2 separate regions of the Homo sapiens genome follow, and region 2 is linked to region 1. The links are chromatin loops, found by intact Hi-C in ENCODE. Cell type or tissue: PC-3. All regions are shown on one strand. Links, peaks and the distances in the headings refer to the core of each region. The heading gives the core; the rest is flanking DNA.

The links. A loop is a pair of places that touch in the nucleus more often than their neighbours do. Peaks named below come from ENCODE experiments on the same cell type or tissue, not always from the same donor. Only the 100,000 strongest peaks of a DNase experiment are listed, where the experiment ranks them.
Region 2: a loop joins it to region 1, with 10 times the contacts of the local background. A loop is called at or near these places in 19 of 110 quality-filtered maps.

The regions. Positions count from the first base shown.
Region 1 is chr3:105,515,212-105,523,673 of GRCh38, reverse strand. ALCAM (activated leukocyte cell adhesion molecule) reads right to left here. Exons shown (of 16, transcript NM_001627.4): 2 at 3,507-3,607. Among named protein-coding and RNA genes, the nearest start is that of ALCAM, 150 kb to the right of the region's middle. In PC-3, for the core only: CTCF peaks have their summits at 4,648 (motif pointing right) and 6,523 (motif pointing left); a DNase peak (open chromatin) is centred at 4,663.
Region 2 is chr3:104,592,702-104,601,163 of GRCh38, reverse strand. No RefSeq gene overlaps it. Among named protein-coding and RNA genes, the nearest start is that of ALCAM, 770 kb to the left of the region's middle. In PC-3, for the core only: a CTCF peak has its summit at 4,419 (motif pointing left); DNase peaks (open chromatin) are centred at 2,113, 4,403 and 4,933; H3K4me3 peaks cover 1,067 bases; H3K27ac peaks cover 1,752 bases.

The sequences.
Region 1 (8,462 bases), core at 2,022-7,021:
AAAAGTCTTTCATACAAAAACATCACCAAAATAAGATGTACTCTGCATACACAATTATGCCAAGAGCACTGAGACATATAACGCATTTCTTCCTCTGGTCCCACAAAAATTCTCTCACCTAATAAGCAATTTAATGTAAAATCAGGGGCAGTCCCTCCTTTATGTACCCTACAAGACCTTTGAGAAAATTAAATGTGATATATGTTATAGTCCATGACAAATTTTAGGATTCTATGGAGGATTCAGTTTTAAGAATTAATAATATCAATTACTAAGTTGATATTGGAGTCCAAAAGTTTTATTTGCTTAAATATCTGAATACATCAACAATATTCTTCTTAACTGTTTTAATCACAGGTTTACAACGCAAATCCTCTTCTTAAGTCATTCCTTCATTATGCAAAGTATGTTAGACCACTACCTTATTCATCATCCCCTTATTCAATAAATAATAGTTACTAATTTTTGAGCACTTAACTTTATGGCAGGTGTTTTCTTTGGGCTTTCTTTTTTTTTTTTTTTTTTTTTTTTTTTGAGACGGAGTCTCGCTCTGTCGCCCAGGCTGGAGTGCAGTGGCACAACTTCGGCTCACTGCAAGCTCCGCCTCCCGGGTTCACGCCATTCTCCCGCCTCAGGCTCCAGAGTAGCTGGGACTACAGGCACGCGCCACCACGCCTGGCTAATTTTTTTGTATTTTTAGTAGAGACGGGGTTTCACCCTGTTAGCCAGGATAGTCTCGATCTCCTGACCTCGTGATCCGCCCGCCTCGGCCTCCCAAAGTGCTGGGATTACAGGCGTGAGCCACCGTGCCCGGCCTTCTTTGGGCTTTCTATGCAGTAATTGGTTTTAATATTCATAACAGCCTTATAAGTTAAACTTAAATATTAGCCTCATCTACAGACTAGACCATGGAGGTTGAGTTTGGTTAAGTAACTTTCCAAGGTCTTGGCTGGGAAATCTTAGCAGAGCAAAAATTTGAGCTTAGAGCTTGGCCTCATTATGGTTACACTGTACCACTCTTGATAGCCTTCAATCCCTCTTCTGCACCAGGCACTATGGCAGATAATGGTGAGGAGGTGTCAGGAGTAGGGTTGGGAGGAGTGAATAGGGAGCTGTAATCTCCATTCACAGGGAGTTTACAATATGATCCAGGAGAAATCAGGCCATTTCTTCTCTATGTTTACTTCGGCTCATTTTTCCAAAACTTTCCTTTGTCTTTTAGGTGGTTACATTAAATTAGAGCATTGCAAATGCTCTATTTTAGCATTTCTGCAATCAAGATTGACTTTAGAGCATATAGTGCCTCAAATGTATCTCAGTTTATTGCTGAAGCCTTTTGCTTAACTAAAAATTTGAAAATTGCCATTATTGTTTGATTTCTGCAAATCAAGATTGACTTTAGAGCATATAGTGCCTCAAATATATTTCAGTTTATTGCTGAAGACTTTTGCTGAACTAAAAATTTGAAAATTGCCATTATTGTTTGATTTCCAGTGCCACTGTGCCAGTTCAGTTTACTGAACTGTGTTACTCCCTGGGTTTACTAACTCCCACATTTCACTAACTGTGCTGCTCCCTGGGTGAATGCTACTCCCTGGGTTATAGTTAGAATTTTCTATGATCATCAAAGTTTGCCATCACCTGACTCCATTTGTTTTGGCAGCAAATTTGATTGAACAAGTGCATTGTGTGGTAGTCTCCCAGGCACTTGGAATTTTGTTGGCACTAATAGACTCTGTCCTCAGAGGCCTTAACTTCACATTTCCACATTTATAGGAAACCAGAAATAGTTCAAAGTTACCTCGAGTGAACTGGATACTAAATAGAAGGAGGCTACAGAGAAATGCTGTGCTGCCTTACCACCTTCCTTTCCTTTCCTTTCATTTCCCACTCACACGAGCATAGTATGGTTAGGATTCTGCAGCATCACAGACACGAGTTCACTTTGTTGAATGATTACTACACGACAAGTACTAGGTAAGTATTTTGATATCAATTTCTTCGGGTACTCTGACAACAACACTATGAGGAAGATATTTTTATCTCATTTTATGGATGAAAAAATAGGGATTAATTCCTCTGCCCAGAATCTCACAGTGAGCACATTGTGGAACCTGTTGATTTCAGAACCTATATTTTAAAAGACTGTGTTAAACCACCCCTTGAGTGCAAGCTTAAGCACATTTCTTACAGTGTGTTCTGCAGAATGTTTGTTCTTGGAGATATCTGAGGAAAAAAGTTGTGTGGTCAAATAAATCTAAGCAATGAATCAAACTATGACCCTCAGACAATTCTTAATGCATTTTACATATGAAAGACTCCGAGAAGTGATGCAATAAACTTTTTTTTTTTTTTTTTTTTTTTTTGAGACGGAGTCTCGCTCTGTCGCCCAGGCCGGACTGCGGACTGCAGTGGCGCAATCTCGGCTCACTGCAAGCTCCGCTTCCCGGGTTCACGCCATTCTCCTGCCTCAGCCTCCCGAGTAGCTGGGACTACAGGCGCCCGCCACCGCGCCCGGCTAATTTTTTGTATTTTTAGTAGAGACGGGGTTTCACCTTGTTAGCCAGGATGGTCTCGATCTCCTGACCTCATGATCCACCCGCCTCGGCCTCCCAAAGTGCTGGGATTACAGGCGTGAGCCACCGCGCCCGGCCGCAATAAACTTTTTGTAAAGTATTTGACCATCAAATTCTTTTCCTTTGCAAATACCTTTTAACATTTCAAGGAGCTAGGGAAATTTTGATATTGTGTCCAGGGAAACATATCTACTTGAAGCTTGCAGACTGTCATGAGTCTCCTGTGGTCCAGCATTGGGAAATTGTACCACACAAACACTTTGCATTAATATTGATTAATTAAATTGAGACATTTTATTACTCAAAGTTACATAGCCATTCCACATCTCCCTACCAGGATCTCTACCCTCCATTTTCAGACCCACTTGTACCTTCATACCTGAGAAGATTTGATTTTACTATCTGCAAGAAATATGGGAAAAAATCAACACCGTTAAATATAAAAAAGACCTATAGCATCAACACATTTTTAAGGCTAAATGCCAGAATCAAGCTTGTAATACTGATGATTAATTCCGAAAGACTGTCTAAGGCTCTATCTACTGATATATCTTGTCTTTGCAATAACCACATCAAGTAGAACATGAACAAATGAAGAAAGGTTGCCATCCTCCACTGAGGTCTGTCCTATAATCCACTGATTTATTCTGGAACTCTGCTTTTTTCTTTGCCTCTAACACTTAAGGTGGAATCTTTCAGACTAATACATTCTAAGAACTATGTGTTTATTGGCTTTATTTTAAAATATCATTTGTTATGTAAGATAGGAATTATTTTTTTGCCATATTCCACACAATTTTACCTTCCTACATTTGTACTCACAGTTTAATATTGCATTTAGGTTAATTTGAAATTCACAGTTACTCACAGAAAGAATTTTATTTAAAAGAACAAGGGCAATTAACCAAGTCCCAGGTAGGTCACACTTACATATTTCCATTTGCCAAACATGAGATTCTGAGGTACGTCAAGTCGGCAAGGTATGATAATGGTATCTCCATATGCTGAATTTACAGTATACCATCCAAGGCCTTTGGGGGAAAAAAAAAAAGGAAGAAGAGAGAAAGAGAGAGAGAACAAAATTTTAAATGCTTTCTTGAAATGACAAATAACTTCAAGATGCATGTCGATGAAGGTTGTCATCTGCTATAGTTTTATTTTAAATGGTATACAAAAGGTATGAGACTAGAATATATTTTCCATTTAAAAATTACCACCTTTCTATTTAGCTACTGAATGTTTGAATCCTTGACTATCACACAATCAAAATTTGCAGATCTCCAATTTTACTAGAGAACAGGTAAGTGGTGTATTCCAAAGGAACATCGTGGAATCTGCAGATGAATTATCTTCTTTACTGTATTTCATAGAAATAATTTCCACCATATTTTATAGAAATGTGGGACTACACAAAGACTAACATGATTAAAATTCTCAAAACTAGCTTTAACTATATTTGTGTTTTTCATTTGAAAATATTATCAAATTTTTCTTCTGTAAAATTCAAAAAACTATTAAAAACTGAGAATTAATACACATAAGACCACAACTGAATTTTATTTATAAGGGGAAAGTGGCTTATTTTGTAGTAGTATAAATTAAAATACTAATTTAATTTTGTATAAAATATTAGCATAGTAAGAATTTATAGTATGAACATGCTTCATAAAGTGCTATTTACAAAGTGATTATGTGAATTTTTGGAAGACAATATAATTTAAACCACAATTTTGTACATACAGAAAACTGCCTCATCTTATTTAATTCTATATTAAGAAAAAATATAAACAATAAAAAATTAAAATGTGGAAAGAAGCAATTTTTGCATATGAATGAAAAGCATTATTCAAATCTGGATATATTTATGAAGGTTAAAAAAACCCAGGCATTTAAATTGGTTATAGTACTTGGGAAACATTTCAATTTTTTAACCTTAGTTTATTTACAACAATCTTTAAAATTTAGAACTTACACAGCTGAATGTCTATTAAGGTGTATCATAATCGGGTATAGAGTGTGAAGGGGCTACTTTAAACAGTAGAGAAAAAAACAAATGATATTTTGTCCACCAGGTGGTGCTAAAATGCAAAGCGACGGCAATCTGCAACACATAAATAAAACCATCTTCTGACTTTCTGAAGAAACAGGACTGGGAGGATACCATCTTTCGACTGTTATCTATCAATCACCATGTATACCAAAATTTCATTTAAGGTTAAGAATTTTGCCCCAGTGAACAGAAACATAACAAAGAACACACACTTCATGTAAATATGCAACATAACAACTAGTTTTCAGCATTTTTAACATTGTTAAGACAGAATACCAAATATGCAAAGTGAGAATGCATTTTCATTTACTACTTGAGACATGAGGTTTACTTCAAATTGCTTATCATATGTTCAGTCTCATAATAAAAATTTATCTCTATAATTTTAAAATTGTTTTGTGTTCTCTATACTGCAATTATAATCCCTTTTAACATCAAACCAAGCATAAGACTGTAAATGAAGAAATTTTTTTATTCAACTTTGTTAAAATAAAAATAAAGGAGCTTTAGACAGGTGGCTGCAGACATGCAGACTAATAACATTTAGGAAATTGCTTTATTGCACATGACATTACTTGTTCTCTGTGATATTTGGCTCCTAAATGTGGAATTTCTGCTGTGTGTATTAAGTCTTGTTCATACACTTCACAGGTAGAGGTCTGCAAAGCCAAGGAAACCATTTTGTAATTTCATATTTTGTTTTTTCATCAGCTTATAACAAGGCACTTGAATATGTAATAATTTTGAGAGGATCCATCTCTATACCTTAATTTATGTCAGGGCATGCACCTGTAATTGTCTCCTATTATTTGAAATCATACCTTCCTTTGGCAACTAACAGTGTTTTCATGATTGGCCAAGGAGTGAAAACAGTTTACAGAGCTTAGGTACCAATGAAGTGAATCCTTTGCCAGGTAAAGGGAAATAAGAAAATTCCTTTTCCAAGAATTTAATGCTTTGCCCTTTCTCACAGACCATTTTTCTTTTCTCTTCTCTATAGAACTTTAATGTGCTACATATACATAATATTTTATAATGAGTCTTAAAGCTCTATGAATTTCAAATACATAGTGTATTGGCATGATGAAAGCACAATCAGAACAGGGAAGAGATCATGTATTTTTAAGCTTTGTATCTCCAGAAACAACGCCTAGCATCTAATGGGCACCTACTAAAATGACTCTGGAGTTCTTTCCATTTTGGTTATCAAACTAACATTTTGGAAAATCAGAGAGCAGTTGACAACACTGGAATTTTGAGAATTCTCATTTCTGCCACATACTCTAAAGCCATTCATATCTTATCTTGGATGTGTAGAGAACTTGGATTTTGATTTTGGGTGGCAAGCTCTGTCTTGAGGAGAAACAAACAGCAAACACATTTTATAGGAATTCACAGATGGAATGACAAGAGAGAACATTTTCCCTTCCCTTTAAAGAGAAATTAAAGATTGATTACTTGTGCTCCCTAATTTGCAAATGATATCATGAAATGTCCCTTTCTTCACTTGTGATGACCGTAAAGTAAAAGTTGTTTATTCAAGTATTGGAAATTCATGAATGGTGTCTTTTAATGACAGCTCCAAATCCAAATCCAAATCCTCAGCCAGGAAAGAACTTTGAAGAGCAGGACGAACACAAAGAAATAAGATACCACACTAGACAGAGGGCAGTAGGTAAAAAGCCAACAATTACAGACATAAGGCCTAGGGCAGAATGAGTGGCAGTAAGTTGGATGGCATGTTAGAAGCCATAATCGTGCTTATTTTAGAATCAATTTTCAAGTTTGCTATAATAATCAACTTCTCTCTTCTTGTGAGAGTATACTGACTCCCAAGTTCATCTGACAGAAGGACTGAAGGCTTGCATCTGTGGGAGAGCTAACATCTCGCGCCCCCTAGGGATAAAGTCGCTACAAAGACCATGGTGATTTGGTGATAAATTACGTCCTAATTTCTAGTGATATCTTAATCTTTGAGATGAAGTGCCAGTGAGACCCAAAGTACCTGTCAACTCGAATGATTCTGTTTACATTTTTCATAGAAGAAACAGCTTTTTATCTTTGAATTGCCAAGTCTAAAAATTGAGTTTAGCTTACTAGAATTCCCTTGCAATTTTCTCCCTGTAATATTTGTTAGTTAAATTATTCATGGTTTTGTAGCCTAGAGATTATCGGGCACTACTGGACATAGAGAATGCCTGTGACATCCTTCCTGAAAGAGGCTAAATGTCAAGTGTAAACCAATGTGGGAATGTATAAGTGTGTTCTGTATGTGTTATGGCTGTGTGTATAAGCACAGGTCAAAAGAAACTTTAAATTGGACTAGAACCTTCTGTATTAAATGTGTTTATAAATTTAAGACATTTTATGACTTATTATTACTGTTGCTATTAAAATGTCTTAACATACAATACGATATAAAATGTGTCATACTTGAGAAGCAGTGTGTAATTATTTAGGCATTTTTAAATAAAAGGTTATTAACCAAAGGTAAAGAACAATAGAATTACAAAGGTTACATAGAAGTATTAATGGAAATTCAATGCGGTGAGCACAGGAAAAGAAAAATCTCTTAAAGAAGTAATTCTGATATATAGAATCTCAGGCAAGTGACGATAAAATATAAGCTAGTTACAGTAATATGTTTTGTATAGAAAATGATTTAAAAGAGGCACTGAAAACAGACTCTGGTAATGTTTTGAAGTTAGGTAAACATTTTATTTCTAATTGAAATAATAAAAATGTAATTTTGGCCATTTTGGTGACAAATGCTTTTTTCCATAAAACTAACTGCCAAATTCAGAGGAATCATTCTCTTTGCATTCCTGACATATAGACATTTGAATTGAGGTAGATTAAAATTCAGAATCTGCTACCACATTTCAAGCAGAAGAACATCAAATAATACAGAAAATAGAATGAGAATTAGACAGTCTATTTTCACATGCTGTAATTTAGCCTGGTTAATTATTATTTATTGAACCAATACATTAATAGCATCATCATCCGTAAAAGAAGTTTTGAGCTCTAGCTCTGCTAAGTGTCATAAAAGGGTTAACTGCAACTACAATGGACTCAGAACTTATAAGAACTAAATGCCGGTTTCACAAAAATTTTACAGAGACTTATTTGAACAAATGAACTGTCCCTGAGGAGGCAGATAGAAATGAGAAGTTTATCCTTAGAAATTACTTTCATATTTTTTTACTAATTTTGACAGACATGCTAATGCTCCTATTTGTTTCACTAATGAATTAGGATATGTACAACTCTAAAGAAAATGCAAATATTTTGTAACACTAGTTTATAGCGGTGTTTCTCAACCTGGTCACTATTGGACCAAATAAGTCTTTATCGTGAGAGTGCTTTGCTGTGTATATTACAGGATGTTTAGCAGTAGCCTTGCCTCTACCCATTAGATGACAGCACCACTCTTCCCCCAGTTATGACAGCCAAAAAGTCTCCAGGCATGACAAATACCCATTGGGAGGCAAAATTGCCCACCAAACCTTATGCAAATCAGAATCACTTGTTTAAACCTTCAGCCATTGGTTTCTCACATGTGATTAAACTGGGTTTCCAATAAAGGAATTTTTGGAAAAATAGAATCTTAGCATAGGACTAAATAATCACTGAACACAAGCTAAGGGATAGAAGCAGAATGATACATGATAGTATCTGGTTATTATCAAATTTGTTTGCCACACAGAAACATATTAAATCACAATGAGGGATTAATTCCTGACTTCAGGAAGTGGATTCCCAATCTTTTTACAAAAATGACAAAGACTGATAAAATATCATAGTTCTACTGATAGAGTGAAAAAGGTATTTTT
Region 2 (8,462 bases), core at 1,367-6,366, 920 kb after region 1:
TTTAAAATCTTGAAAAAATTATCATTTTGTTGATATCTTTTTGAAGCAGAGTAAAATAATGTACACAGATAATATATAATAATAATTATACTATCCTGTTATTGGTAAATAGAGAACTATGTTTGGCAAGGTTAAGTCATTAGACATGAAATGTTTTTGTATTTTTTTTAATAAGTGCAAGGAAAGAGCAGAAAGGTGTAGAAGTTTCTGATTTTTATTTTATAAATGTGATTGAATATAGAATAGGTGTTAGTGTCCATGGATTTATTTACATCTTTCTTCTTCCACATCTCCCAGCCTCTCCTTTTTCCTCCGGAGCTCTATCTTTCTACATCTCCACATTTCCCCAGTCCAATTATTAAACTTATCGTAAAAATGCACTCAGTTTAACTTTGCCACTAATACTCAGTAGTTACAAAATCATGCTTTAACTAAATGGGTATATTTAATTTCTAGAAGTCATTTCTTAGTGGCCTTGCTATAATCACCCTCTTGTAAATTGACCAGAATTTTTCTTGACAGTTTCAGATGAAGATAGCTACCTTTTCTTTTTGATTTATGTCACTTGGCTTTTACAAAACTATTTCTCTTCAGAAAAGACCTGGTATTGTCTAAAATGACTTCACAGAAATGAAAGGCCCAAACAATGCATAGAAAAGATTTCTGTGCCTGGAAATTAATGAAGGCCTTGTTTCTAATTTGAAGACTACATTGTATCTAAATATCCAACATAAAGGTCATTTACATACCTTGATTTTAAATTGAGGCTAGGTAAAGACGATTAATTTAACAGCAAAAAACAACAGTAATTACACCTTCCCATTCATTTAATATGATACATAATACTAAATCTGACACCATTTAAAAAGTCCTAGGACTTTTCCTTCACTAAAAGAAAGGTGTTATCTAAATGCTTCAGAGTGCTTGGTGGTAATTACTGAGGTTGTTTGGTGGGGAGATAATTGCAGGCCTTGTTAACTGATCCACTCACAACAAGAAAACGGTAGACCAAAATCTTGCTAAATCACTCACCTGCTCAAATTAGAGTATGGCCAAAGGTAGGGACTTGAAGGCAAAAGGCAGGAAACTTGACATGGTGCCACCAGCCACCATCCTGGCAACATATTTTACCGAAGACAAGACACAAAAATGCCTTTCAGTGTCTATGACAGATGAATTCGACTAAAGCTGCTATCCAGTTGAATTTGGAACACTTGTCAGAAGCCAGAGGATTTTTATAAGATGGGATCACCAGAAGAAAAAATGTAGAAAAAAAGGTACTGGATCAACTCTGTCCAGGGGCTATAAGAATAAATCCCATCGGTATTGATCTGTTAGGGGTGGGAAAATGAGCTACATGATACGTTGGACATATGTTCTCTGTTCTCTATGAAACTGTAGTTTCTTTGAGATCATAAGCCAAATGTAGAACTAAAGATTTTACTTACAGAAATGCATTTCTATTGTCCCTTTTATTCTTTATAACTTACAGCATCTCTTCTCCAATGTCTGATCTTGTGCTTTTTTTTTTTTTTTTTTTTTTTTTTTTTTTGGAATGCCACTGGAAAATTTACTGACAAAGATAAGGCTACAACACAAAAAATGCTGCTCAGCAAGAGAGGGAAAAGTTTAAATGTGGTAGGGTGTGTGAGCTTTTAAGCAGTAATCTGTTCGCTTTATTCCATCTTCTTTACTGTTGTTTTTCAGGGTGTGTCCTTTAGGGGAATAATTTTCCCCACTCATGGTTACGTGCGGGAAAAAGATTCTTTGTTTGTTGTTCTGCTCTGTTTGAACTACAGCAATGCATAAAGCAGGTCCCTGCCAAAGCTCTATGAGAAGGTTTGGTGTATATTGGAAACAGGTTGAAAGTGGGTGGGTGTAGGAGGCGGGGGAGGAAGCTGATAGGTAAACTTGTGTGTTTCAGACCCAACAGCAGGTTTTGCGAGTTCTGACATTGGTAATGAGTTTGTTCTCTGAAAGAAATCTGGGCCTCTGTGTGAATAAAATAAACATTTTAAATTGAAACTCATAAAAGAATGAAAGAGTCAAAACACTCTTACTCACTCTCTTTTTCTCTTCGAGGGGTAGATGGAAGACTTTGGTGTCTGACAGGTGCAGCTTATGAGTAACCTGGACAGCAGCCAGAAGTTCTTGTAAGAACAGACCTAGAAGACCACACCTGTTGATTGAAAACAGTGTCTTCCAACACAAAAATATCAAGCCACATAAAATGCCATCCCTATTTTCCCATTTTCTGCATTGGCTGATTGTCATTAAATGAAGGTTAACACTAACTACAGTATGCAATTCCAAATCCTGGAGATCTCCATTGGATAGATAATGTACCAAATTTCATTTGAATAAAATCATAGCCTTCCCTGAAATGGGAAGATTCATTTTTAAATTGTCTTCCTAATGTTGTTGAAGAATGCCTTTGAATGCCATATAATATCCTTTGTAGGGCATTAAGTTAATCTATTTGCTTCCTTAGACATAAATTAGTTTGTGTAACTTTCCACAGCTAAAAGCATTATGAAAGCTCGCTAAAGGTGAAAGTCATGTCATGTGCCTAGAAGGTGAATGAAACAAGTCTCCAGTGTAATCTCTTTAGAAGAAATACACACCATCCAATGAGCAAAGCAAAGAAAGAGGCTGTAGGGAGTAGTTGTCTGGATAAAGAAGAGGAAGCTATCTAATAGGAGGCAGCAGGAAGAGAACAGGGAAAAATCTGTGCCAAGAAGTTTCAGAACAGTCTGCTGACAAGAATACTTACTGATAAACTGTTTAAATTCTGTTTAAACTATTCACCTATAAGTAAACCTCTCCTCTCCGATTTCTGTTCAATTATGTCCATTCTAGTTGTTTTTCTTTCTTTGAATTGCTATAATGACAAAACTCCTTTGTATAAAGGTTAAGATGTAAAAGAACACAATCAAATTGTCTGTCACATCTTTTAAAGTATTGTCATGTGAACTTTGTTCCTTCCCCTAACTTAGGCCAAATATTCTAGGTTTTAGATCTTATATGGGTGACCTGGATGAAAACTCACATTACTCAGGTTGTCGTTGCAGTTTAGCTTTCTCCTAGATACTCTTACGGTCCCGTCAGCCATGTTTGTCCATATCCTGAGTTTATGTTAGTGCTGGACATGAACTCTTAGTGCAACCAATATAGGAGAATTCTGGCTTCCTCACTATGTAAATAAAATGCCTTCCTCTAAAGAATTAATGATGCTGGAACAATGTTTTTGGCCAAGTATGTTATACATATTTTATGTATATAGAAATATATATATGAAAAAATTATAAAGCAATATTAATTACTTTCTCTATATTCATTTCCTCTGTATTCCATATCTAACCCCCAACTTCACATACACCAGGAATAAGATTTCAGAATGAATGAATTTGCCTTAATGTTTCTGATAGAAGGATGATATTAACTTTATTTTCTGCCTCCCCAGTGGGAAAAATAGAATAAGCTATTATTATGTACAAAGCACTGCTAAGGAAGCAGCTAGAGGCAATAAAACTTAGATTATATACCTTCTGTAATTAAATCTTTCTTCTTTTGTTTTCCTGGGCCTGTACCAGATAATTTCTTAGGTCCCATGAGCATATTTTACATATTGTCCTCTACAGTAGCCTTAAGATGAGCAGAGGCAATAAATCAGAAGTGTTTAAACCATGGAGTTATGGTAGTTTCTTAAGAAACATTTGGGAGATGCTGTTTCTATTCAAAAGCTCTTGTTAGAAGTTAATTCATTACTCTTACCAGGCTCCTATATAGCGTTTACTCCAGAATGCACGTGAGTTTCATTGTCTTCTTTGTCTTTAAGCATCTTACCCCCAGCTGGGTGCACATCTTTCCACTCCACCTCAGAACACACACTACATAAATAGCATTTGGGTTCGTTGGTAGTAAAAATCTAGATGCTTTGGGCCCCATGTGGAAGATATGTGTTGATTAGTGACAGGGATGAATGCTAGGTGCGGGTTTGTTTCTGTCTTATGAGCTAGTGTGACTCTATTTACATTCATATGTTCCTGGATTTATGGATATGTGGTAACATTGTTTTCTAAACGGACACATAATGCATTCTCATAAAAAAAGAAGAGCTCAAGAATTAGCAGAAACAAGAAATGCCCCTCTTTTTCTGTTCTTTACTCTGATAGATTAGATAGGGCTGACTTGGAGAGCATTCAAATAAATATTTTAGGGCTAATGATCAAGCTATCACAGATTTTTCAATCAGTTCAAGAAAGAGGGAACAGAATGATTTAAACTTTCCTGGTATAGAAACACAGGCATTTCTATCTGTGTAGGCCAGGCTGTTACACATCAGCATCCTCTCAGCATTTTCTTTGCGATTTAGTGGAGATTAGGCGACCTAACTCCACCTGCTGGATGACTAAGAATTACATTGCTTTGGCTTAAGAAGGTGAGCTGGCATCATGGGGTGGACAGCAACATAAAAGTTGAGAATTTTAAGAAAATTCTTAATTTCCTAAAGACAAAAAGAGCTAATAACACCTCACCTCAGAGGATGTATACAGTTTGAAGGGCATTTTAGCAATATCACAACCTCTCTTTTTGATGACCCAGAGAATTTGTGGTTCTAGGCAAGGTAGCAATGACAGAGACAGAATTGTGTGAGAGTTTGTTTTTACTAATTAATGCCAGCAATACTAAAGCAATATTGGGAACAATTCCAACACAGGTAAAAAAAAATGTTTTAAGCAAGAGTAATAAAAATCATGAGAAAAAAATGTTACCTGTTTCTCATTTCAACGTATTATAATTATTTCCCTGTGACAACACTGTGAACCCTCTGTGCTCACTATGGCAACTCAAATCACAGAAAATCACACCAATACAAACACTCACACACACCCATCCATATACACAGAAAAAGAATGACCCAATCTTTAATTCAGACCCTGAGGCCTCTGCTTATATTTTGCCTGCGAATACTCAGCCTCTTGGTATGTCCAGGGCTCACAAGTGAATATTCAAAAGTAAACAGATTGAACTAGGTATAATTTCACACTTTGGCATCAAGAGTATTGTTTATGTCTTTCACCCTGTCAAAAACCTTAAAGATCCTATATATTAGGTAAGAAAATTGTGAATAGCTAGTGACCAAAGATAAAAAAGGATACTTGTTTAAATGGGATGGTCCTATTTGATAGTAAAAGAATTAAAGGGGAAAATACTTCAATAAAAATGGATTTGATCTTAGGTCCCCAGAACATATGAAAGGAGTCCTGATGGGTTCTTTAATTCAAATCAATTAATATTAGATCCTCTCATGCTCTTATTATTTCTTATTCCTCTTGTATGTCTCTTTGACAATAATTTACCCTTTTTTGCCCTGCTTCTGACCTTTTCAGCTCACCCTTCTGTTAGTGTGTTATTTAATTTCTAATATCTATTTTTGTTAGTGTTTTATTTAATTTCTCATATTTTTTTCTAATGGGCCCCATTTTCTGAGAACAATATAACCTAAGATCATTTTTTTCAGTATAGACATTCAATATTTATTTCCAGCCACTTAAATGAAAGATCAAAATATTTCATATATATATATTTCATATATATGGACATATGTACACACATACATACATGGCAATCATATAGATCATATATATGTGTATATAGGTCATAAAGACATATGATCTGTATGATTTATAGATCATGTCATAAAGACATGTTCTATATGATTGCCATGTATGTGTGTGTATATATGTATGACATATATACACACACATATATGATCTATATTATCACAATATTTTCTACACATACACACATACATATATATGGAGGAAAGAATATATGTATATATGTCTTTACTAAAAAGCAAGAGAGCTATAAATGCTTTCATTATTTACTAATGTACACTCAGGCATTTAAAAATAATTATAAACTCTTTTGATATAATTGGGCATAATAGTTCTCACTTTTGAAAATTGAAATGAAAACTTACAAAAGAGTCTCATGAAAGGAGAAAATCACTTTATAATTTAACAGGGTTCATTTTAGTCAAATAAAATGTAATTCTTTCTCAAGCGCTGTAGGACCTTTTCTTTACTTTGCCTGTAACTTCAAGAATGTGAAGGTTCTTAACTCTGAAGTTAATAGGAGAGAATATAACAGTCATGATTTCAGAGATCATTTACAAATTACAAGTTTACTAAGTGAAATTTACCTATGTATATACAAATACATATCTGTAACTAGATATCATAATTTAAGTTACATAATTTTAAAATTTAATTATACTATTATTTGAAAAGTTAATAAGAATAATAGCAGTTAAAACATGAGCTAATGTAGGATGATGTGCCGTGGAATCTAAAAGTAAATATCTCAACAATTTGGGCAAGGGAATCTGATAATAGATTCAACTTATCCTAACATCTGGAATAAGTTTTTAACATTTATGTTAGTGAAACCACTAATAGATTCTGACAGAGTTTTCCCAGCTATATTTCTAAGCATTTATTGAAACACAGTTAAAATGGAATCCATGTGTACCCAGTTATCATTGCTACATTCTATAAAACATGGTTTTTTATGTCAGCCACTGAAGATATGGTCTCATTGCTTTTAGAATATGTTCTTTCATACCGCCAACCCTTCTCTATTTATTACAAAGGTAAAAACATATTAATCCTATATTTCCATTTTAGAATTCATCTAAAATATCCAGTATCTCTCTTCAAATTACTTGCTTCCTTCTGTCAAAACAAATGAATCTCTGATGGCATTTTCATATTTTATCAAATGAATATGACAATTTTTTTCCTGATTACAGAAGTAAGACAGAATCAATTTTAGATGTTCAGAAAATATTTAAAAGTAGACTGATAGCATGGATTTATTTGTGTTCCAGACTTTACAGACTTGTCCTTTGCATATACAAGAAACAAAATGTCTCTTCAATCACAAAATAAGATGATGTTATTGAACTGCTTAATAGCATGCATCTTTTCCCCCAATACATTAGCATAGACATAACGCTACAGCAATTACTTTGCTTCACTTCCATCATTTGGAAAGGCTACATACTATTCTATCCACAAACATATCATGATTTATTTAACTTGTCCCCTTTCAATTGACATTTAGATTGTTTTCATTATGTTAACATAAACTACCCTGTAGTGTATGTCCCTTATATATGTCTCTGTACACTTAACTGATTGTCTTTATAAATCCCTAAAAGGAAAGTTGCTAAGTTAAACAAGTTAAGGACTTCTAAAGGTTTTGATTCAAATTTCTAAAGGCTTTGCCAAATAGTTCTCCAGATTATTTGTATGAATTATTTTTTTGTCGATAGTGTATGCAAATGTGTATTTCCTTACATTCTCACGAACACTGTTAAGGTCATTGATAAGGGCACCATATAATTCTGCTTGTTGAGGTTATGTATATGCTTCTAATAGGGAGGTTAAATACTAAAGGGTGTTTAGTTTTTAGATCTTGGACTCTATCTAAAACACTGAGACAGATTTAGAAGCAGCATAAGACAACCATTCTGTATTGTAAAGGTTCAAAAAAAAGAGCTTTATTACATATTTTTCTAAACACTCACTTTGTGTTTCAAGTTTTTTAGAGGCCCATAATAACAGAAACAGAATAGTAATTTGAGACTTAATTTAGTAATTGACGGATAGATTACATTCATGTATAGCATCGACTTGCTTGGGGAGTTGGAATCATCCCCCAAGTTTAAGGTTTCACAATGGAGCTTGGTTATGATGAGAAGATGGTTATAGTTCTCTGCCTTAGCTAGGTAACTAGTGATAATTCGGACTTCAGAATGCAGTTTAAATGAAGGGATAGATTGTTCTAGTGTAGGGTGTTTGTGTGTGTGTGTGCATGCATGTGTATGTGTCTACGAGAGAGACATACACTACAGGAGAGACATACACTCGTATGTCTGAGAGACAGAGATTCACTCCCTCAGATTTTTTTTTGTATTCTGGGTAAAAAGGTTATATTTCAGTAATTCACTAAAGCTCTTTCCAACTCCACCTTCCTTCTCTCTTTATTATCACTGTTTTCACAGTGCTGTTTTTGTACCCAACACTGTCCTTCCTCCTTTTTGCCTGTGGATTGGCCTTGGCATGTTTTCTGCAGCGTCCCTTTGTTTATGGGACACATTATCTGTATCATGGGCTTTTAGAGCTCCTGTTGTAAATTCCCATTGAAGAGGCCCTTTCCTTTGTAGGGCTACTTTTTCCTATTAAAATTATATTCCTTTATGGTGACTGGTTTAATTTTAATGCAGTTTCTAATGTAATGTAGTGTTTCTCATGAGTTTCACTTTTCCAGTTGTTTTCAGATGTGCTCCAGTCACTTGATGTGAGTTGCATTGACCTATTGTGTCATATTCTCTCCCTTTTGATGGTTTCTTCCTCTTTCAATTTTAATCCCCTCTTATTCTTTGATGG